Linked DNA regions of Homo sapiens: regions 1 and 2 are each linked to region 3. The links are chromatin loops, found by intact Hi-C in ENCODE. Cell type or tissue: PC-9. All regions are shown on one strand. Links, peaks and the distances in the headings refer to the core of each region. The heading gives the core; the rest is flanking DNA.

What was found. A loop is a pair of places that touch in the nucleus more often than their neighbours do. Peaks named below come from ENCODE experiments on the same cell type or tissue, not always from the same donor. Only the 100,000 strongest peaks of a DNase experiment are listed, where the experiment ranks them.
Region 1: a loop joins it to region 3, with 15 times the contacts of the local background. A loop is called at or near these places in 39 of 110 quality-filtered maps.
Region 2: it touches region 3 in a loop (2.4-fold over the local background); 6 of 110 quality-filtered maps call a loop at or near these places.

Annotation. Positions count from the first base shown.
Region 1 is chr22:36,777,690-36,785,028 of GRCh38, forward strand. No RefSeq gene overlaps it. Among named protein-coding and RNA genes, the nearest start is that of IFT27, 5.2 kb to the left of the region's middle. In PC-9, for the core only: CTCF peaks have their summits at 4,521 (motif pointing right) and 4,721; a DNase peak (open chromatin) is centred at 4,442.
Region 2 is chr22:37,453,734-37,461,072 of GRCh38, forward strand. No RefSeq gene overlaps it. Among named protein-coding and RNA genes, the nearest start is that of MFNG, 29 kb to the right of the region's middle. In PC-9, for the core only: CTCF peaks have their summits at 3,780 (motif pointing left) and 3,983 (motif pointing right); DNase peaks (open chromatin) are centred at 1,808 and 3,828; H3K4me3 peaks cover 95 bases; H3K27ac peaks cover 910 bases.
Region 3 is chr22:37,194,538-37,201,876 of GRCh38, forward strand. It overlaps a transcript of C1QTNF6 not described here. Among named protein-coding and RNA genes, the nearest start is that of C1QTNF6, 10 kb to the left of the region's middle. RefSeq lists enhancers at 3,171-3,741, 3,742-4,311, 6,383-6,472, 6,493-6,542 and silencers at 3,994-4,223, 5,014-5,193. In PC-9, for the core only: CTCF peaks have their summits at 4,104 (motif pointing left), 4,316, 5,121 (motif pointing left), 5,321 and 1 weaker place; DNase peaks (open chromatin) are centred at 1,484, 2,734, 3,274, 4,964 and 2 weaker places; H3K4me3 peaks cover 3,405 bases; H3K27ac peaks cover 4,048 bases.

The sequences.
Region 1 (7,339 bases), core at 1,535-6,534, 420 kb before region 3:
ACAGACACACATCAGGGCAGCCTCCGAAGCCTTGGTTCCTTCATTTTGCGAGGTGGGTAATGACAGAGCCGGAGCATAGCCATCTTGGACAAGCACTGCCATTTTAAAGTTCTCCTTGATCAAAAACGGCCTAAATTCAACCCAAAGGGCATCAGCCTAATGGCTAATGTCAGAATGACCATAAACCACAAGTGACATCTCCAATCAGAAACATTCCAACCCTAAGATAAACCCACCCCCCGACCAGAGACATGCAGCCCCAAGATAACCTCCCCTCTGGTCAGAGAGATGTCAGCCCCAACATAACCCACCCTCAGACCGGAGACATTCCAACCCCACAGTAAACTTCTCCTCCACACAGAAACATTCCAAGCCTGTGGTAAGCTCTCTTGCCCTAAACCCTTAAATACTCTTAGTCTGTAAGAGAGAGCACTCCTGACTGAAATTGGCCAGAAGCCCCTCTCAGGTTTATGCTCCAAAATAAACCTGTATTTAACTGTTGAGCCACTTTTCATGTTTCTTGCCTCTTTCTTTAACTCTTGCAGGTAATAATCACACCTCCCTCCCAGGGCTGTTCTCTGTTCCCCACCCACTGTCTCCCTTTTGTTGCTGCTACTCTGTGTGATTTTAGTCAGCATTATCATAAGAGCATTGTAGAACTTTCTAGAGAGATGGTAAACACTTGTATGGTGAATTCTGTCCCCCTTCACCTCATGGACCCAAGGGCCTTCTATACATTTCTGTGACTGAAGGTAAGCTGAATGAGAGTCACTAGGTTTAAGGTGGTCAGAGAATTTTGGAGCCATGGGGGCTCCTGAGCAATTCGAGTTATCCCATTTCTGAGCAGCTCTAATAGTCACAGCTGGCCTATGTTGACCACAGACTTAAGGCTGGCCTTGTTCTAAGTGATTTTAGGGATTAATTAGTTTAATTTCACATTTACATTTGATATTCACAATAACCATGTATCATCCCCATTTGATAGATGGGGAAACTAGGGCCCAAATGAGATTAAGTGAAACACCGAAGGTCACCTAGCTAGTGAGTAGCAGAGATGGATTTGAACTCCTTCTCACCCTTCCTAAAGAGCAAATACTTATTGAGTTCCTTGCCGTAATAACTTGCGTTGATTGAGCATTAGATGTGAGGCATCTGCTAAGCACTTCACATCCTCTCTCCTGTATGAAACCATGACCCTGGGAAGTGGAAACTCTCATTCATTTGAAGAAAGGAAAGAGCCACAGAGAGGCCAAGGTCATGCAACAAGTCAGCCAGATCCAGAACCAGCCTCAGATCTCTTGACTCTGGGGACCAATGTTTGTTTCTTTGTTTTCCCCCATTATCCAGCATAGTCTCTCCATTTTCATTAATTAGCTTTTCTTGAGTGCCTACCATCAGCCAGGCATGGTGTTGGTTGCTGGATCCACTGAAGGGTGGGGATGACAGAGCCCCAGGCTTTACCTCTGGGTGAGATATCACGGCAATGTGGGAATACGGGCCCAGGGTTGCACACTTTTCTAGAGGAGCCAGGAATCTGGATTTTTGTGTGAAATCCCCTGACCTGTTAGTGTTGGCAATGAACTTAAATTTAAAACACTGTAGCTGCAGTAGAAACCTCTGTTGACCGGTTCAACCTGGGGGCTGCTCATCTACGATCTTTGGTAAAGAAAGGAAGACCAACATGTGGACAAGTCACTGTGCCACAGGTGGATATGGGACTCCCTATGTACACCTCGAGGAGCATTCCTAACCCTGGGTGGATGGAGAGGGAGTCGGGAAGGATATTCTGAAAGGAGAGCCTTGTAGGAATTTGCGAGGTGGACACAGGGGAAGGCAAATGCTGGGTGGATGGGTCAGCACATGCAAAGGCTCAGAGCTCTGGGAGGGCAGCAGATGGAACACACGGTGGAATGGCAAGACCCAGAGTAGAACCCTTGTTTGAGGAATTAATTCAACAAATATTCTGTTGAGTGCTTGCTAAGCACTAGGACGTAGAGGTGGACAGAACCATCTAGCCCAGTGGAGCGGCAGATGATCAAGCAGTAATGATCTATGATTGCATGTAGTCAATGTTGAATAGGGGAGGATGTGGTGCAGAAAGAACAAATACCCTATGCTCTGATCCCTGGACTGGCACACCAGCATCACCTGGGGATTAGTAAGAAATGCATTTTCCCAGGCCCCACCCCTGACCAGCTGAACACTGGAGGTGGAGCCCACAATCTGCTTCCATAAGGCCTCCTGGTGACTCCGACACAAGCTCATGTTGAGAACTGCTTTTCTTAGCTAATGCCAGGACCCACCTTTATCTACTCTATTGGGTCATTTTACTGTTTTTCAAGCTCCTCGGGAACGTTCCCACCGCAGGGCCTTTGTACGCACTGTTCCCAATGAGGCTGTATGACTCTCCTTCATGATCTTCAGATCTCAGCTCAAACGTCATGCCTTCGGGGAGCCCTCCCAAACACACAATTTAAGCATCGCCCCCAATCTGTCAGTCTCAATATCCTTGACTTACTTTACTTTCTTCATAGCGTTCACTACTACCAGAGATTACACAGTCTGTCCCTCTGTATCCGTGGGGGATTGGTAACCATGGATATCAAAATCCAGGGCTACTCAAGTCCCCTATATAAAATGTTGTAATATTTGCACAAAACCTACACACGTCCTCCTGTATACTTTAAGTCACCTCTAGATTACTTTCAATAACTAATACAATGGAAATGCTATAGAAATATTGGTATACTGTATTTTATCTGTATTATTTTTATTGTTGTATTGTTATTTTTTTATTTTTGCAATGTGCAGTTAGTTGAATCCAGAGATGTGGAACCCGTGGATGCAGAGGGCCACCTATATTCCATATTTATTAGTTTATTTATATGGTATCTGTCGCCCTCCACTAGAAGGTAAGCTTCATGAGAACTGACACTTGGTCTCTTTTGTTCACCCAGTATCTAGGACAGTCCCCTGCATGGTGAGGCACCCCGTAAATACTTCTGAATGAATGAATGACTCTCATAGGGTTTACCCTTCCGGTTGTGTATTCATTCATTCAACAAGCACCAACTCTTGAATATCAGTTTTTGGGCAAGCAATGGGCTTACTACTGAGAGATGTGCAATGACCATTCAGATGGGGTAACCTCATCCTGGGTCCTCTCCCACCCCTAGCCTGCACCCCTAGCTACACCCATATGCTCTGTGGAAGAGGAAGTATTAACAGTGCTGCTTCCCAAAGCCAGGGACTAGACTGTTGGGGCTGATTACTGGGGCTTTGGATAAGAGGGGAGTGGAGGGGCAGCTGCTGACAAGTTGTTCCCAGAAATTGTTCAATCATCCTGGGGTTGAACACGTCCCGACATCCCTGAAGAGCAGCATGCGGATGAGCCACGGCTCCCTGCCAGGGACAGCAGCAACATTCCACGCACAGCGCCAGGGCTGATCATCCCCAATGCAGGGCCCAAGCCCCTTTGCCACTGTGTCTTGACAGCCAGGGGGTTCTCCTTCTGCCTGGGCCCCATCACAGCCCCTTCACTTATAGGGTGTAGTAGCAGAATTGTTGGATGGAATCCAACAATTGGGTAAATAGGAGATTTTAGGGGAAATTAAATAATTGAGAGTGATTCTGCATGAATTCTCAAGAAGAATATCTTTCATACATTAAAGCAGATTTGCTCAAATGCCCTCATGTCAGAGGCAATGCCAAAAAGAGAGTGCTAATAGATTTGTAGAAATTTTATGTATTTAGATCAGGGTTTCCCTACCTCGGCACTATTGACATTTGGGGGTGAAGGGTTCTTAGTTATGGGGGCTGTCCTGAGCAATATAGACAGCATCTCTGTCCTCTGCCCACTAGATGCCAGAGCAAGCTCCCTTGCTGAGACCACCAAAAATGTCCCTGGACATTGCCAAATGTCCCCTGGGGGGCAAAATCTTCCACGGATGAGAAGCACTGATTTAGATGTATGAACCCACTGAATAAAGGATATTGATTTTGCACTTGCAATCTACAAGGCCTTGGGCCTCGGGCTTCCTGGGCTTGAATCTTTGTCTTGCCACCTCTCCTCTGTGTCTCAGTCTCCTCCCACCTGCTCCAGTAGGCGCTTTGAGGCTCAGAAGAGTGGCCACATGCAAGGGGTCCCCAGCACGCCTGACACGTGGTAAGACTCAGTGAGCACCAGTTCTGATGAACAGCCACTGGGGTGGCCATGAGTCCCTGGAGGAGGATTTATAATGCGGTGGTACAGTTCTGTTTTACAATTTCCTATAACGCACTGTCACATCTGGTGCACTGCCTTCTCTCGGTAATGACCTTTGCTGTTCTTTTTTCCACTGTTCACGTGGGCCCGGTTGTTTATGTCTCCGCTGATGCAGTACTTGGCGGTGGCCATCTCAATAAAGGGCAGAGGAAATGGAACTGACTCACCTTCTGTGCGCCCGGAATGCAAAGTGGAGGCCTGAGCTGTGGCCTCGGCGGGGCACGGAGGCCGCGATGTCCTGATTCTGTCAGCAGGGGGCAGCAGCAGCCGGGAAATTGTCTGCTGCAGGAGGGCAGAAGGGCTGCCGCCTTTTGACTTATTTGCTGCCGCCTTTATTTAAAGTTGAGCAAATCATCCCTCCAGAGCCACCCGGAGGCCCCCTTTAACAGCCCGAGATACTCCATCTGCAGAAGCCAAGAGCCGCTTTTCCAGAACGTTCCACATTAGTGCATCTCTGTCCGTTTGCTCGCCAACTGAGAATGAGAGGCTGAGACATCACCTGGGCGCCTCTCTTTGAGGCGCGGTGCTTTGATTTACATCCCAGAGCCAAGGGCTCCTGAGTCCTGCTGGAGAGTTCTTCTCGCACCTGCCGCCTTCCCTCACTGCCCCCTTTCCACACTCCACGCATAAAGCCTGGGTGGTTGTGTTCAAGGAGGGCCAAGGAATTCTGGGTGCCCCAGGCTGAAGCTATGTCAAATTCTGCTAGAGGCAAAGTTGAGTGGGTCCCTGACACTCTACCCTTTTTTCCCTTCCCCGGCCCCCACTCCATATAACACCCTGCAGCTGCGCGACACAGTGCCCTTCCCAGAACAGCCCTCCCCCGGCAGCTGCACCCACCACACTCAGGGCCCATCTTAGTTGATTCCTCACCTCATGCACTTGGAAACTTAATAGCCCAGTTTCATTCTCGCATCATACCTTGGAATACGCCGTAGACATCCTGGGTTCCATTTTCCACCCAGCGGCCAGCATCGTCCTTTACAAATCTTAATTTCGGATAGGTAATCTCACCCCAAGATTCAACATTTAAAAGAGAAAATCTACAGAGAACGTCCCCTCCGTCCCGCCCCTGACAGTTGCTTATGTACCCTTTCGGAGAGATTTTACATATATCCCAGCACAAAAGCACATACACATTCTTTTTTTTTTTTTTCCTTGGGACAGAGTCTTGCTGTTTCCCAGGCTGGAGTGCAATGGCGCAATTTCGGCTTGCTGCAATCTCCGTCTCCAGGGTTCAAGCCATTCCCCTGCCTCAGCCTGCCGAGTAGCTGGGACTACAGGCGCCCGTCACCACGCGTGGCTAATCTTTTGTATTTTTAGTAGAAACGGGGTTTCACCGTGTTAGCCAGAATGGTCTCGATCTCCTGACTTCAGGTGATCCGCCAGCCTCGGCCTCCCAAAGTGGTGGGATTACAGGCGTGAGCCACCGTGCCTGGCCACATACACATTCTCATTCTTTCTCTCCTTCTTCCCTCTGCAAATAGAAGCCAGCACCCGCTCTTCCATCTAATGTACTTTGGAGTGGCCCCATGTCTGTACTCAAAGTGCGCTCGGTCTTTTGTGTGGCTGAGTCCCGTTCAGCTGTAAAAAGTGATACTTCTAAATATCACCGCATTTCCACTGAAAGTCCCCCAAAGGCTTCCCACTGTGCTTGGGGGAAAGTCCACCTTTCCCACGGAGCTGTCAGGACTGGTGAGTGGGCAGTGCCTCCTCCCTGGCAGTTTTCATCTGCCCAGCAGCTGGCTCTCTGCATCCTCACATTCGACTTGCCCGTTCTGCCTCAGGGCCTTAGCCCTGCTGCCCTCACTCATCTAGTTAACTCCTGTATGCCTTTCTCAGCTCAAACATCATTTGCCCTCCATGTCCTGCACACTCTGGACACCAGTGGCAGTCACCACCACTTGTAGTTACTGTCGGGGCACACCACTGCAGGCTCTAGAGCCAGACAGACCCCTGGGGTTCAAATCCCAGCTCCACCACTTCCTTGCTGTGTGACCTTGGGCAGCTGACTACACCTCTCTGTCCCTGTTTCCTCCCATGTGGAATGGGAGCATGAATAGATCCCTGGTCCTGGGGTTTTGTAGTGGGGATTAAATGACTGGCCAGAGCAAGCCTCTACTACCTGCTGGTGCAAATCTTTGAGGGAGGACCACGTCTCCTTGGCAGCCATCATATCCTGGTGCCTGGTTGATAGTAGGAGTTCTATAAATATGAGTCAAAATGACTGCACTTTAGTATGGGTCTCTGTAGGAATCATCGTCTTAACCCACTGGTTCTCAAACTGAGCCGCTCATGATACTAGTTAATAACATGATAATAACAGCCAGGCTGGGTGTGGTGGCTCACGCCTGTAATCCCAGCACTTTGGGAGGCCGAGGAAGGTGGATCACCTGAGGTCAGGAGTTCGAGACCAGCCTGACCAACATGGTGAAACCCCATCTCTACTAAAAGTACAAAAATTTGCCAGGTGTGGTGGCTCACACCTGTAGTCCCAGCTACTCAGGAGGCTGAGACAGGAGAACTGCTTGAACCCGGGAGGTGGAGGTAGCAGTGAGCCGAGATCACGCCACTGCACTCCAGCCTGGGCAACAGAACGAGACTTCATCTCAAGAAAAAAAGAACAGAAAGGAAAAGAAGAGAAAAGAAAAGAAAAAAGAAAAAAAATTAACAGCCTGCCGTCACTGACCCAGGCCAGGCTCTCTCCTTAGATTGTGTCATCTCACTCTCACAACCATCTGGACAGGCAGGTAGCATCATGATCTCAAGATCCCTATTTTACAAGTGAGGAAACTGAGGTACAAAGAGATTAAGTAGCTTGTCAGAGGTCACACAGTAGCTGAGCTAGGAGTCAAATTCAGGAAGCCTTCTAGGAAACAATAAACATTTGATAAACATTGTCTTAACCCAAAGATGCTTATCTCTGTGACTAGGGGAAGGGGCTCTGCCTAATTCTATTCTGGGCAGGTGTCCAGACCCAGCTCAAATGCCCCTCCTTCCTCCTACCTCCAACCCTGCATCCCATGTCCTGATTTACACCTGGACTCTCAGAGAGGAGAGGTGGCTGTTCTACCCAAA
Region 2 (7,339 bases), core at 1,535-6,534, 260 kb after region 3:
GCAGAAAGGGTGAGGAGCCAGGAGCATGGGCTTGGTCACTGGCCCTGCCGCAGAATCTCAGGAAGCCATTCCAGGCGGCCTGCCACCTGCGGGTCACCGCATCTGCAAGACCCCAGGGTCCCTCTATCCTGACCTCCCAGGTGGACCACCCAGACCTGCCAACTCAGAGCGATGCCTGCAGTGCCAGATGACTGTACTGCCACTGCTATCGCCACAGCTCCTCTCGGAACATACCTGCAAGGCACAGAGCCCCATGCCTGGCAGCCTTCTCCTTCTCTCCTTAGACCCCTCCATGACTGTCCAGCAGTCTTGGAGAACCTGCCTCCCCAGGAAAGCAGAACCTCCCTCCCCAAGGCTGGAACTGCCACAGGATACTAAAGGAGAAATAAAACCCCGAACTTGCAATCAGCTGAAGGGGTGGGTTTCCAGTGCTCGCCTGTGGGACTCCTTCCCCCTCACCTATCTGGCTGTTTGAGCTGAAACAGTCACAGCACTTGGAAAAATAGACAGGTTGTACCTTGCGGTGCACAGGAGTCTACTGCGTGCTGTGGCAGAGACTGTGGGGGGCCCCTACCATATCCTGTCTCCCACCTGCCTTAGCAACAAACACTTGGATGGCAATGTGCCTGGCCAAAAGGTTCCGTTTCTCAGCCTCCCTTGCAGCTAGGAGTGGCCACTGAGGGCCAAGTGTAAGCTGTCAGGTGGGACAGAAGGGAACATTGGGGCCAGTGTGTGCCCAGTCCCTGCTGAAAGTTAGACGTGATGATGGAGGCCCAGCAGCCATCTTGGATCATGAGGTGACCTTGAGGATGGAAGCTGGCTGCTAAGGCGGGTGGGACTGAAAGAGAGGAGCCTGGGTCCCTGAAGACACCATTGGGGCCCCCACCAACCCAGGACGCCTACCCCCGACGTGTTAGGTGAGAGAGTGAGAAGTCTGGATATGGTTTAAACCACTATTATCAATATTTCCAGCCTCTGTTCTCAGCAAAGGGAAATAAGCCCTGACTGATACCCAAACCCCGTGAGGTAGATACCACTGTACAACCCCTGCCCCTTGCACCCCCGTTTTACAGATGCACCCCCAGCCTCCCTTCCTCCCTCTGTGATGTCCGTGATGCCCAAAAGACCAGCATTCCATTCCCAGCCCCCTGACGCTGTGAGTCAGCCTCTGCCAGACCTGGAGTGGGCCCCACGGCTGCAATGTCAACAGTGCTCCATGCAGATGGCTGCGGCTCGAGCTGGTGACACGAGCGCTGTTGAGAAAGCAAAGTGCTGTCATGGACAGCGTGCCCTGCTGTAGAGATCAAGGGGAAGCCGGAGAATATTTACAAACCACAGAGAACAGACACACGAAGTGAATACCAGTTGGGTATAGTAAAAGCCTCTTTTAAACCTGTCCTACTCTTTCTTTGCCATGTGAAATCAAGTCGCTGGCAAGAAGCTCTCCGGTAAGACTAAGGTTTGCGGCTCTGCTGCAGGAAACACCATGAATTCCACACTGTGACCACGTGCGGGGCTGCCCTGCAATGCAGGGCACAGTGGCTGGGTACTTGGCAAGGACCCTAGACTGCCTGGGCTCACATCCCTGCTCCGTGAACTGGTTAATCTCAGGGCAAATTACTTCACTTCTTTGTGCCTTAGTTTCTTCATCTGTGAAATGGGCAACAGAGGGCGGCTGATCTGGGAAGAGCTTACAGCGGTGCCTGCTACACAGGAGGGGCTATTAAGGATCAGCACCATTCTCAGGTTCACGGTGAGAACCTAATTTCCTTATTGTCTGTTTGTTATAGGAAACTGAATTTACTCACCAGCATTGGAACATTCCATCTGCTGAGTCACACTCACTTCTCTTATCATCATTAACCCTGCGTAGGGGCTCCTGGCGCCAGAAGGAGCAACCCAAAGCTCTTCGTCTTGGTGAGGTTGATGCAAGTAAAAATAAGTGGTGATTATAAGTGATTCACTTGTCAAACGCAAGGTCAAGGGTCCCAATTTGTACATGTCTCTAAGGCAGCATCAAGAAGCTCCCCACATCCCAAACTGTCTCCCCTCTGACACTAGTGGAAATTTCACTATCAGAGCCAGAGAACTCCGAGGAGGAGAAGCAATTTCAGAGCACAGCGTCTTAGAGTAAATGAACATATCGAGGTCAGCTGGGGGGCTGCGAATCATGGCAAGGAAAGGGAGGGAAGGCCAGGGGCAAGTATTTGGACCCTCTCAGGGTGGTTGAGGATTCTGCAGCCACTAAAGGCGCACACACACATACGCGTGCGCGCGCGCGCACACACACACACACACACACACGCTGGTAATCGCTTTACCCCAGCAGTAGGGGCTTAAGCCTCTATCTAGGCTAGCCCCACCCCCGCCCCCTGCTGCATTAGCCACCTCTGTCCCAAGGCAGGATCCCCAGAGGTTCAACAAGGAAACCCTGCAGGGCTGGAAGCCGAATGCAATAGAGAGTTAGCAGCCACCAGTGGTCACACCCAACTCACACACATACACACTCACTCATGCACTCATACACACAGACAACACACTAGACTCAGACACCCACCGAGCTGTCTTCCCAAAGTCATGACAAATCCAGAGAGAGGTCCACAGAATTGTCCTATCCCAGAGAAAGCCACAGAAACACAAGTAGCTGGCACTGAGATACTCACACTCTGCCCCTGGGATCTCTCTGCCTGGGTGCCCCCGTTCCTGCCCCTGAACGGACAGACATTCTGCCCGGGGGGAGCCAACCCCAGTCAGGGTTTCCTCTCCCCACCTCTCCTTTCCCAGGTACGCAGGCCCCCAGTACGTTTTCGCCTTCTGTACCTCCTCCATTCGTGCCCCTCCTCGCCCGGGGACTGTGAGTACCCAAGAACAAGGACAGTCTGCCATTTTCCTGTGACCTCCCCAGCCCCCATGGCAGGAGCCGCAAACCCCCGCGACCCTTCTCGTAGGGTTCACGCCTCATCCCAGCTCCTCGGAGAAGCTGGCGGCTCTTCTCATTTTCCAGTGAGTGCGTGAAAATACAGATTAAACCAATTAGGGAAAAGTCATCAGAGGGCAAGGCGAGAGCCACCACTGCACCTAATCGTCAGCTCCAGCAATGCACAATGAGACAGACTCACAGATTACAAATGCACACAAATTCCGAAGTAGGAAGGGGGTGGCAGGATGGGGGCAGGCGAGCTCCATTTTAGATTCCCTTGTTTTTGTTTAGATGGCTTTCCTCTGTTGGCAACACACTTCCACCTTCATGCTCCCAGGAAAAGCAGGTAGGGTGGGAATGATTGCAGGAGGGGAACATGAGGCCCAAGGGACTGGTAAAGGACAGTTGCAGAAGGCCCGGGCCACCCAGACTGGTCTTCTCCTGGCTGGGCTGGAGGTGGGGATATGAGGGCCAGTCCCCAGGAGAGCCCCATTGGCCTGAAGGTCTGCTCTCTGTCCCACTCCTCTCCCTACAAAGAACCAGCATGTGCCTGAGAGGCAACCTTGCCCCTCACCAAATGGCAGGATTATTTAACTGATGGCTGCTGTCCCCCAGATGGTCATGTTTGTTAAATCTGGTAAGGAGACGTGCTGTGTGCTTTTCTTCCCCCTGGCTGGGGAGGATTTTCTTAGAATCTGAGTGCAAGGGGCCCACTTTCGTGCCCTTTTATCCCATAGGGCCCCTCCCAAGCCTAGCCTGGTCCCCTCAGTGGCACCCCAGTCATCTTAACCTTCCAGCCAGGCCTGCCTTGCCCTGGGCCAGGTGAGAAGCCAGTGGTGATGCATGAGTGCCCCCTGCTGGTGATGTTCTGCACTGTCCACTGGGACTCCTACCCCGGATCCAGCCAGGTAGCAGCATTCCCCACACACACCTCCAGGACTGCCTGGCTGGGTGAAGGAAAGGGTGGGCACCTGTGGGAGGAGCACAGAGCCCTAAGAATGTGCTTCATAAAGGCCCAAAGAAGCTGGGAACAGCTCCATTCCTGTTCCAGCAGCAGGGGGTGTGACTGTGGGTGGCAGGTAGACACTGAGCATTTTCCAGCAGGGGGCAAGGGAGGGTGCCTGTCATTGCGTATGGACTGTCAGAGAGACTTAGCATATGTGGGAGGGAGGAAGAAAGGAATGAGTGAATGAAGGAATGAATGAACTCATTATTTCCTAAAAGGTCATGTGAATAACACTAGTAAACTATCAGGGTAATTTTTAGATAATAGCGATGAACTTCTTTAAGAGTTATGTATCTAGTTTGATTGTATCTGATCCATCAGATTCATTAATATTTAAAACGAATGTCTTTAGATACAAAAGGGTCCATGTAAAGAAAGACATTAGGTAAATAACATGTATGTACTCTCAGCTCCTAGCGTGGGTATTCAATAAATGCTAGTAATGAATGAAGAATAAACAAATGCATGTACAGCTGACAAGGCAGATCATGGATGATCATTATAGGGCAGTAGGTCCCACACTTAGCTGTACCTTGCCATCACCTGGGGAGCTTTAAAGATTATCTCTGGGTGACTCTGTGTCTCTGAATCTCAGGGGGCTGGGGAGGAAGATGGTGCACCCTGGACAACCCTCAGAGGAGGAGAAAATCACCGGCTCCCAATTTGGGCAGCGAATCAGAAGCAGCATGGATTCACTGCCTTTTGAAATAGTGAAACTACCGTCATTGGAGAAAGGCGAACTGTGGTTAGGCGACCTGGGATTCCTCCGCTGGGAGAGAGGTTGAACTAGGTGAACTTGAAGGTTTCATGCAAGGAAAGAGAAGTTAGCTGATATTTATGTAGACCAGCTTCTAGATTGACACTAAGTACAAAGCTAATGTGTATTTACTATGGCTTTAATCTATACTGATTAAGAATGTCTCATTTATTCACCTGCACCTCATGTTTTACTTGGCATGTATCTTTATTATAGTTAATATAAATATCACATTAGCTGCTTACAGAACATATAGAATTTGCTGTCCTGAGTTTATTTACAAGTTAGTACCTCATTTATGAGACTTTTTACCCCTTGAGAACATCCGCCTTCTTCTTGAAAACTGTGACTGGTTCATTATAAACATATATTCGTATAATGGAGTTAATGGGGTTATCATCTGTTTATCTCTTTTAATTAGGCCCTGATTTGCCCAAACAATTTCAGTTACTTTCTTGATTACAGTTGGAGGAGCATGTGGTTTGGTGTGGGCTTGGTAAAGAGCTGCTGTCTGCTTCTCTAAATCCACGTATAGTATCATATGTTCAGGCTGAGTTAATATTTGATATGTGAGTTGTTCCCTTATCTTGTTAGATACTCTTGATAAAAGAATTCCCACTCATGAATTTTCATGGATATACCTCTGGAAAGGAATTGAGAAAAATAAATGTTGTGCTATTTGGAAAGGTTGGGAGACACGTTGCAATCGAGTCTGAGTTTTGATATCAGCTTAATGGTATTCGAATAGTAGCTTTTTTTTTTTAGCTTTGAGCGGATTTTTAAAACATAAAGCATGAATAGATTTGTCATAGTGCAGGGTCAAAATTAGTTCTGTTGATGGCAAGTTATGCAATATTAATTGTTTTATGAACAAAATGCAATTAAGTTGCAAATCCCTTGACAGAGTGCAATGTTAGGCCAATGTTTTCATCAGTATGAGGAAATGTCAGATTAGCTTCCCCAGGGAAGACGAAATCTTTGGCACGATGCCGAAAACATACGTGTTTGTTTTATAGCCGCGCCATGCTCTCTTACATGACTGGTGGGAATAAAAAGGAACACATTCACTCTCAAGGACAATTGGACAGCGTCTACCGAAATGATAAATACACCTTCTTTTTTTTTTTTTTTTTTTTTTTGGAGATGGAGTCTCACTCTGTCACCTAGGCTGGAGTGCAATGGTGCGATCTTGGCTTACTGCAACCTCCGCCTCCCGGGTTGAAGTGATTCTCCTGCCTCAGTCTCCTGAATAGCTGGGATTACAGGTGCACACCACCACGCCTGGCTAATTTTTTTTGTATTTTTAATAGGGACACGGTTTCACCATGTTGGTCAGGCTGGTCTTGAACTCCTGACCTCGTGATCCACCCGCCTCGGCTTCCCAAAGTGCTGAGATTACAGGCGTGAGCCACTGCGCCCGGCCACAGATGCACCTTCTCTTTAATCCACCAATCCTCCAATATACTCACATCTGCACTTAATAACACGTGTATGAGAAAATTCACTGTAGCATTGTTTGAAAAGCACATGATTGGGAAAACCATCCAAATGCCCATCCATAGAGGACTGACTGGTCAATAGAAAACTGTACATCTATTACGTGGAATACCATGAGGCTGTCAAAAAAAAGAATGAGGACTCAACAACAACAACAAAACCACCTGAATAAAAACTGGGCAAAAGAGTTGAATAGACATTTCTCCAAAGAAATTATACAATGGGTGGCCAATAACACCTGCAAAGATGTTCAACATCCCTAATCATTAGGGGAATGCCAATCAAAACCACAATGAGGTGCCACTTCATACCCAAGACGATGGCTATTTTAAAAAAGAAAAACAGGCAAGTGTGGTGGCTCACGCCTGTAATCCCAGCACTTTGGGAGGCTGAGGCAGGCGGATCACCTGAGGCCAGGAGTTCGAGACCAGCCTGGCCAACATAGTGAGACCCTGTCTCTACTAAAATTGCAAAAATTAGCCAGGTGCGGTGGCACTCACCTGTAGTCCCAGCTACTCGGGAGGCTGAGGCAGGAGAATCACTTGAACACAGGAGGTAGAGGTTGCAGTGAGCTGAGATCATGGCACTGCACTCTAGCCTGGGTGAAAGAGTGAGACTCAGTCTCAGGAAAAAAAAAAAAAAGAAAAGAAAATAATTGTTGGCCATGATGTGGAGAAATTAGAACACTTGTGCATTGCTGGTAAGAATATAACATGATGCTCTCCTATGGAAAACAGTACAGCAGGTCCTCAAAAAAATTAAACATAGAATTCCCATATGATCTAGCAATTCTGGCTATATGCCCTGAAAAACTTGAAAGTGGGGACTTAGACAGATATCTGTATACCCACGTTCATACCAGCATTATTCGCAATAGCCAAAAGATGGAAGCAAGCCAAATATCCATTGACATGAATGCAGGAGCAAACTGAGACATATCCATTCTATGGAATAGTATGCTGCCATAAAAAGGAATGAGGTGCTGATATATGCTACAAACATGGATGACCCTTGAAAACATTATGATTAAACATTACAAAAAAGTTGTGGTGATGGTCACACAACATTGTGAATAAAATCAATGCCACTGAATTGTACACTTAAAAGTGGTTAAAGGCCAAGCACAGGAGGATTGCTTTGGCAGGAGGATCGCTTGAGC
Region 3 (7,339 bases), core at 1,271-6,270:
CTTACTGTGCCATTGCTATGGGGGCCAAGACACGTTACAAAAGAAAATCGTCTTTTTCCATTTCATGGAACCACAGGCAAAAGCCTCTTAATTTTGTAAGATGCTGTCCAACAGGCTGCATGGGGAAACCAAATTAACATTTTCCATTCCAGGAGACTAGCCACCCCACTCAGTGCCCAACATCAACCTGGCAAGGCTCAAACTTGCTCCCGATGGCCCTTGTCATCTTTGATCCACTCCAAGTGAGGTGGAATGCCCTCCAACCAGAAGTTTCAACATATGGTAGCTGGGCAAGATGGAAGAGTGGAGAGTCACCCTGAGTGACAGAAAAGATAGAAAAGAGAAAGGAGAGAGGAAGAAAAGCATTGCCTGCCGGGGGGTGGAGAAGCTGAGGAGCTCAGGGAGGCCAGAGGCCTCCATTCCATTGACACTGGATCAATAGTTCAGGAGGTCGCTTGTCAGTAGCAAAGGTATCTTTTCCAGCAATCTCATCATCTCTAAAGTTTCCCCCTTTGGGGAGAAGAAAGCTCCCCATGTCCCATGATCCTGTACGTGCCTAATCCTGTCACTCACAGCTGTCAGCAAACAGTGCAAGGCAGATTAATGAAAAGAGAATAGTGGTTAATATCCCATAGTGCCTAATCCATTTCTCCTTACCAAGGGACATGACCGAGGGGGACCTCTAACTCCCTAAGGACTCCAACCTTCTTCATTTGGGCCTCTAACCCAATTTCTGATAAGCATCTTTGCCCTTCACTAAGAGGGGCCTTTAACCCCCTATTTCTGAGGAGGGAACCTAACCCAAATCCATACATTACCCAGAATAAAATATCCCTCACTTACCCAAAGTCAGCCAATTGGGGCTGTAGTCTATTTCCTTTGGGTTGAGGGTGTTTTCTGGTATCGTCCCTTCGTGGTTCACTAGAAAAAATGGTACTGGAAAGGGGTCCCAATCCAGACCCAAAGAGAGGGTTCCTGGACTCGCACAAGAAAGAATTTGAGGTGAGTCCACAGAGTGAAGTCAAAGCAAGTTTACAGAGAAGTAAAGAAACAAAAGAATGGCTACTCCATAGACAGACCACCCCTGAGCGCTGCTGGTTGGCTGTTTTTATGGTTATTTCTTGATTATATGCTAAACAAAGGGTGGATTATTAATCAGTTTTCCAAGAAAGGGGAGATTTCCCCAGAACTGAGAGTTCCTCCCGCTTTTAGACCGTATAAGGTAATTTCTGGACATTGCCATGGCATTTGTAAATTGTCATGGTGCTGGTGGGAGTGTCTTTTAGCATGCTAATGCATTATAATTAGTGTATAATGAGCAGTGAGGATGACCAGAGATCACTTTCATCACCATCTTGGATTTGGTGTGTTTTGGCCGGCTTGTTTAGCGCATCCTGTTTATCAGCAGGGTATTTATGACCTGTATCTTATGATACCAGTCCTGCCGACTCCCATCTCATCCTGTGACTAAAAATGCCTAACCTCCTGGGAATGCAGCCCAGCAGGTCTCAGCCCTATTTTACCCAGCTCCTACTCAAGATGGAGTGGCTCTGGTTCTAACACCTCTGACACAGGGCCAGGGCGGCAGCCAAGTCGCTCCTCTATGCTCCAGCCCCAGCTACACCAAAGTCTTCTTCCTCTGACTGGAATTCTGCCATTGTTACTGACTCACCCTGGTCTTCTAGAACTATTCCCTTGTGGAAATGACCCCCAACAAGTTCACAGGAGGGCAGCCTGTTTGCCTCTGGGTCTGGCAGGGTCCTGCCTCAGTTTCCTTCTTGTTAGGCAGGGGGAAGTTTGGCAAAGACTCTCTGCCCTGGCTTCCTGGGGCCCGAGACTCCTGTATAAAGACTGTCTCAAATGTCCCTTATCCTCCACCAAGGGATTTGGTGGGTTTTGGCTGGCTTGTTTACAGCATCCTCCTATTCTACATTTGTTGAAGACTTACTGCCTGGGCCAGGTCTCATCTCTCTAGGGGCTTTTGGTCCCCAAAGGGTGTTTATATCCATTACTTCAACTAGTCCTAGGGAGCTGGGGTCAGGCAGCTGAAGTGACTTGCCCAAGGTCACATAACTGGTAGAGAGGAGCAAAGCCCCCTACAGAAGGGAAGACTCTCCAACCCGATGGAATTCCCTCGGGGCTTGGGCATGGGCGGGGAACAATGCCTGCAGGTCAGGGCCGTCCTGGGAGGAGGGAGGTGCAGGAGTGCGGGGACCCCGGCGGGGAGTGGGGATATATTTAAATCTGGGGCTTCAGGTGCTAAATCCCATTCCCCCACTCACAGCTGGGCCAAGTGTGGAGGATGGGACGGCCCCTGGGCTCTGCGTCCTCAACCAGGGCTCATCCTTGGGCCTCCAATTTCCAATTTATTTGGGGGGATAATCAAACAGAAGAATATGAAGCCTGGAAAGATCCTCAGAAATGATCTCATCTGATTCTTTCATCTGACCAGCAGGGACACTGTGGCCCAGGGAGGATTTATCTTTGGCCCAAAGGTCACATGGCAGACTACAATCCAAGCTGGGATGACAGCCAGACTCTCCCAACCTCCAGCCTTGTGCTGTCACCCCTCCCAAACCGACTTGGAATCCCCCAGGTCATCCATTCAGGGGTGCAAGGGGGCCCAAAGGAAAGCAGACTAAAGGACTTTGGCCACTGGGAACACCCAAAGGCCTGCACTGGCCCTGCTCTCTACGTGGCCCTGCCCCAGGCAGCATTCCCAGGGCGCAGAGCCAGGGCTGCAGAGGGAGGGAGCCAAGGGGAGCCTCCCTCCCTGCTTCTAAGGGAAAAGGGTTGAGTCGGCAGCACTGGAGAGGGAGACAGCTCCTGCCTGGCTCCAAGCCTTCGGGCTTAGAAAACCTGACCTTCTGAGGAAACAGGGATAGAGAGAACCATCAATGGGACTTGGGGAGAAACAGGCTGGGGACACAGCAATGGTTTTGTCAAGGGCCAACTGTGTGCCTGGCAGTGTTCCATACCGCCCTCAACAGCTCCTCTGCAGAGAAGAGCTGTTCAACCCACTTCACAGGTGAGGAGGCTGAGGTCTGAAAAGCCAGGCAACTCACCAGGTTCTGGTGCCAGCTCATTTGGCTCCCGGCCATGCAATGCCCCGGAGAAGAGCCTCCTGTCCCTCTAGGTGCAGGGCAGCTGGCAGGAGTCAGAGCAGACAAGAGAGAACTCTGGAATATTACACTTCAGTATTTTCCCTCCCATTAGCTTTGACCGTGCCTGAAAATTCCTCCATTTGTGCGTCATCCGTTGGTGTCCCAGCCTTTCTGACGATCTCCTCAGCTGGTCAGGTGGCCTGAAAACAGAGCTCCAGCCCTGGGGCAGACAAACCTGGGTGATGACTCAGCTCCCCCTCCTAGCTGTGTGACCTCGGGCAAGTTTACCTCTCTGAGCCTTGGTGTCCCTGGGCCAGATAAACATGAGGAGGCCAGGACCATCGGGGCCGACTGGTGGAATGCCCGATGGGGGCACTCCCCACTGGCCACCCATCAGTAAAGCTGTGTGCCCTTTCCCAGGCACCCTGGGACCCAGGACAACAGCATGACCAGGAGGAGCGCAGGCCCAGGGTGGCTCTCATCACCCTGCTATCACTCCCAGCAGCAAAGGAGTAACCCCAATGCAGAAACCCAGGGTACAGGCCCTGCTTCCCCAGCCACTCCCCACCCTTTCCCCTGCCTCCAGAAGCTGGCTTTTCTCCCCAACCATTCTGTGGGCCTTCCATATCTTGACTCCTCTAATCCTTCCAACAATGCTCTGACGTAGGCACACGTGTTACCTCGTCTGTCCATTTTACAGACGAGATAGATGAGGCACATACTGACCAAGAGCCAAGCCCCTGGCCACCATCCTGCACTCGCCCACGTTCCAGCCCAGGGTCAGGAGAGGGTGTGAAAATAGGCACATTCAGTCAGCGCTTACAAAGCACGGCGCGCTTCATGTATTTAAAAAATAAAATGTGTGCCTGTCAAAAAGGGAGACAGGACAGTAAACATGATTCCTGGCGTCCGCTATGTAGGCTCTGAGTGGCAAGTCACAGATCTAACTGTTCAAGCGCAGAGATCAATTTCAACAAAGGAAGACGCGAGCGCCTCCTGCTGGGCAGAGCCCCCGCGCCCGGGAACCCGGGACGCTCCCCGCTCCCCGGTCCCCGGCCCCCGCCCGTCCCACCAGCCCGTCCCCTCAGGGAACTTTGGGGCAGGCCAGGGCGCCCATGCACTCGCTTCTTCCTCCAAACCCCCGCAGTCCCCGCAGCAACCCCCACCCCCCACACACAAACCGGCTTCCTCCCACGAGGAGAGCCCCGGGCCTGGTTCTACCGACTCCCCCACGTTGAACCGCCCAGGGGCCGGGGAAAGTTTCGCTCTCCGGAACCAGGTTCCCCGTCCTGGGCTTTCAGGACGTCGGATCCCAAAGGTGTTCAGCGGAGTTGGGCGGGCTGTCATGTTTTACAAAAGGGGAAACTGAGTCTGGAGAGCGCCAGCTCCGCGCCAGGCCCTCTGCCCCGGCGGGAAACCTGCTGATTGTTGGAGGGGAAACCGAGACTCAGGGACACTGAGGGGCAGCAACTTCCTCCCCCGACACGACAGAACAGTGGCAGAGCCTGCCTGCTGGGGCGTGCGGCTGGCGCCAACCTCTCCCTTTCTCCCTGCAAAACGAAGGCGAAAGACGCCCCCACGCCAGGCTCGGGGAGCCCCTCCCTCTCCACCCGCTTCCCCCTCAAACCCTGGTTCGTGTCTCCCTCTGCATAGCCCAGGGCCCAGGCAAGCGGAACCCCTACATCCACGACAGCGCCACGGGCCCGAGGGACGAGGACCTGCCTCTCTGGCCCACCCGGGCCTCGCGCCCGGAGGGCGGAGCCACAGCCGCGCCGGGAAACTGCCTTTGCACTTCCGGCGTAGGGCGAAGCCGAGCAGATCGGAACAAGGCCGAGTCTGGCCGAGTGCTGCCGAATACAGCCGAGTAGAGCCGAGCCTGGCCGAGTGGAGCCAAGGGTCGCCGAATAGAGACGAGTCCAGCCGAGCGGAGCTGCGGGTCGGATACCACGCGGCTACTGGGCGAGGCCTGAGGACCCGCGGCGCCCCCTGCCGGGCCTGGGGAGCACAGAGCCACGCTCCAGCCGTCCCCGCAGCCCTGCGACAGGCTTTTGAGATGGGCGTGGGAGCCCATTTTTTCGGATGAGGAAACTGAGTCTACGAGAGGTTCTGAGGCTGGCTCAAAGGCACTCAGCGCTAAGAGGCAGTGGCGCTGGGGTTCAAACCCGATTGCGTGGCCAGGAGCTCACCTTTCACTGCCGACCACGTAATGGGCATCGTGCGTTTGTTCCGTTCTCCCTCTGGCAGCTGCCGTTTGATAAGGCCCAACAGGGAGAGCCCCTCCCTTCTGAAGAGCAGGCGCAGGGTCCTGGCTGGAGCTCAGAGGCAACCCCTGATCTTACAGAGGGAGACACCAGGCAGGCTCTGGGGCCTGTTGAGCCAGCAGTTCCCCTGAGCAAATATTGACACATTTGCTGGCCTTTAAAGCGGACAGGAGGGTGGAGAGGCCACATCCCAGCTCTTCCCCTGCTAGGATCCGATACACCCCACCCCACCGTAGGCCTCAGTTTCTCCACCTGTAAGATGGTGACAGAGGATGTGGGTTCCAGGAGAGTGTGAGCCAGAACCTGAGGTGTCTGGGACCCCAGGGGACCCTGAGTGTGGCCCAGGCACCTTTTTTTTTTTTTTTTTTTAAGATGGAGTCTCGCTCTGTCACCCAGACTAGAGTGCAGTGGTATGTTCTCCGATGACTGCAACCTCCGCCTCCTGGGTTCAAGCGATTCTCCTGCCTCAGCCTCCCGAGTAGCTGGGACTACAGGCACGTGCCACCATCAAGCCCAGCTAATTTTTTTGTATTTTTAGTAGAGACGAGGTTTCACCATGTTAGCCAGGATGGTCTCGATCTCCTGACCTCGTGATCCGCCCGCCTCGGCCTCCCAAAGTGCTGGGATTACAGGCGTGAGTCACCGCGCCCAGCCGGCCCAGGCACTTTTTTTGAGCCTATGAGAAAATGAAGGTTTGTCTCACCCTCCACACACAGGTGTGCACTCATGTGTGCCCGTCATTCACCCCTCAGTGTGGTGCACGCTGCTGTGAGGTTTGCTGGAGGCCTGCTGGGATTCTGGGGAGGAACCAAGGTCCCCATGGGGCCTGGGCTGCCCTCTGCCTGTTGGGTCTTCCCAGAGGGTGTTGTCTGCCATGGCCACCAGGGACACCAGTGGCCTCAGAGCTCTCCCCACGCCCAGCATCACTCCCGTCCACTCAGCCCCCATTTTCATAGTTTTGTTTTTAAACTATGGGCCCTGGACTAGGAACTGTGTTTTGGATCTGGCTCAGACCCAAAACAGCCCTTGGCCACCAAGCTCTGGACCTTGTTGGAGAGTTTGAAGGAATGAATGGGTTAACCCAACAGGTCCTCTGGGAGACCCAGGAGAGAAGGGGCCATTATCTCCATTTTGCAAGTAGGAATTTTGAGTTTGCTAGGCCTGCTTTAACAAAGCACCACATACTGGGAAGACTTAAACAACAGAAACTGATTGTCTCACAGTTCTGGGGGTAGAAGTCCAGGCTTGGCCTCAGCAGGGCTAGTTCCTTCTGAGGGCTGCAAGGGAAGGAAGAGCTGTTTCAGGCCTGCTCCTAGCTTCTGCTGCGCTGGTAATCGTTGGCGTTCCTTGGCTTGCGGATGCCTTGTTTGATCTTTACCTTCATGTTCACATGGCGTCTCCCTCCTGGGTGCCTGTCTGTGTCTGAATCTCCACTTTTTTTTTTTTTTTTTTTTTTTTTGAGATGGAGTTTTGCTCTGTTGCCCAGACTGGAGTGCGGTGGCGTGATCTCAGCTCACTGCAACCTCTGCCTCCCAGATTCAGGTGATTCTCCTGCCTCAACCTCCCTAGCTAGCAGCTGGGATTAGAGGCGCATGCCACTATGCCTGACTAATTTTTGTATTTTTAGTAAAGATGGGGTTTCACCATGTTGACCAGGGTGGCCTCAAACTCCTGACCTCAGGTGATCCACCCGCCTCAGCCTCCCAAAGTGCTGCGATTACAGGCATGAGCCACCGTGCCTGGCCTCCCCGCTTCTTAGGGACACCAGTCGTATTGGATTAGGGGCCATCCCTGCTCCAGTATGACCTCTTCACTACCTACAACTGTGATGACCCCATTTCCAAATATCAGGTCACATTCTGAGGCTCTGGAGGTTAGGACTTCAACATAGAAATTTAGAGGGGGACAGAATTCAGCCTTAACAGGAATGGATGCCCTAGGAAGCCCTGTGTGACACATTCTCTGTCCCTAAAA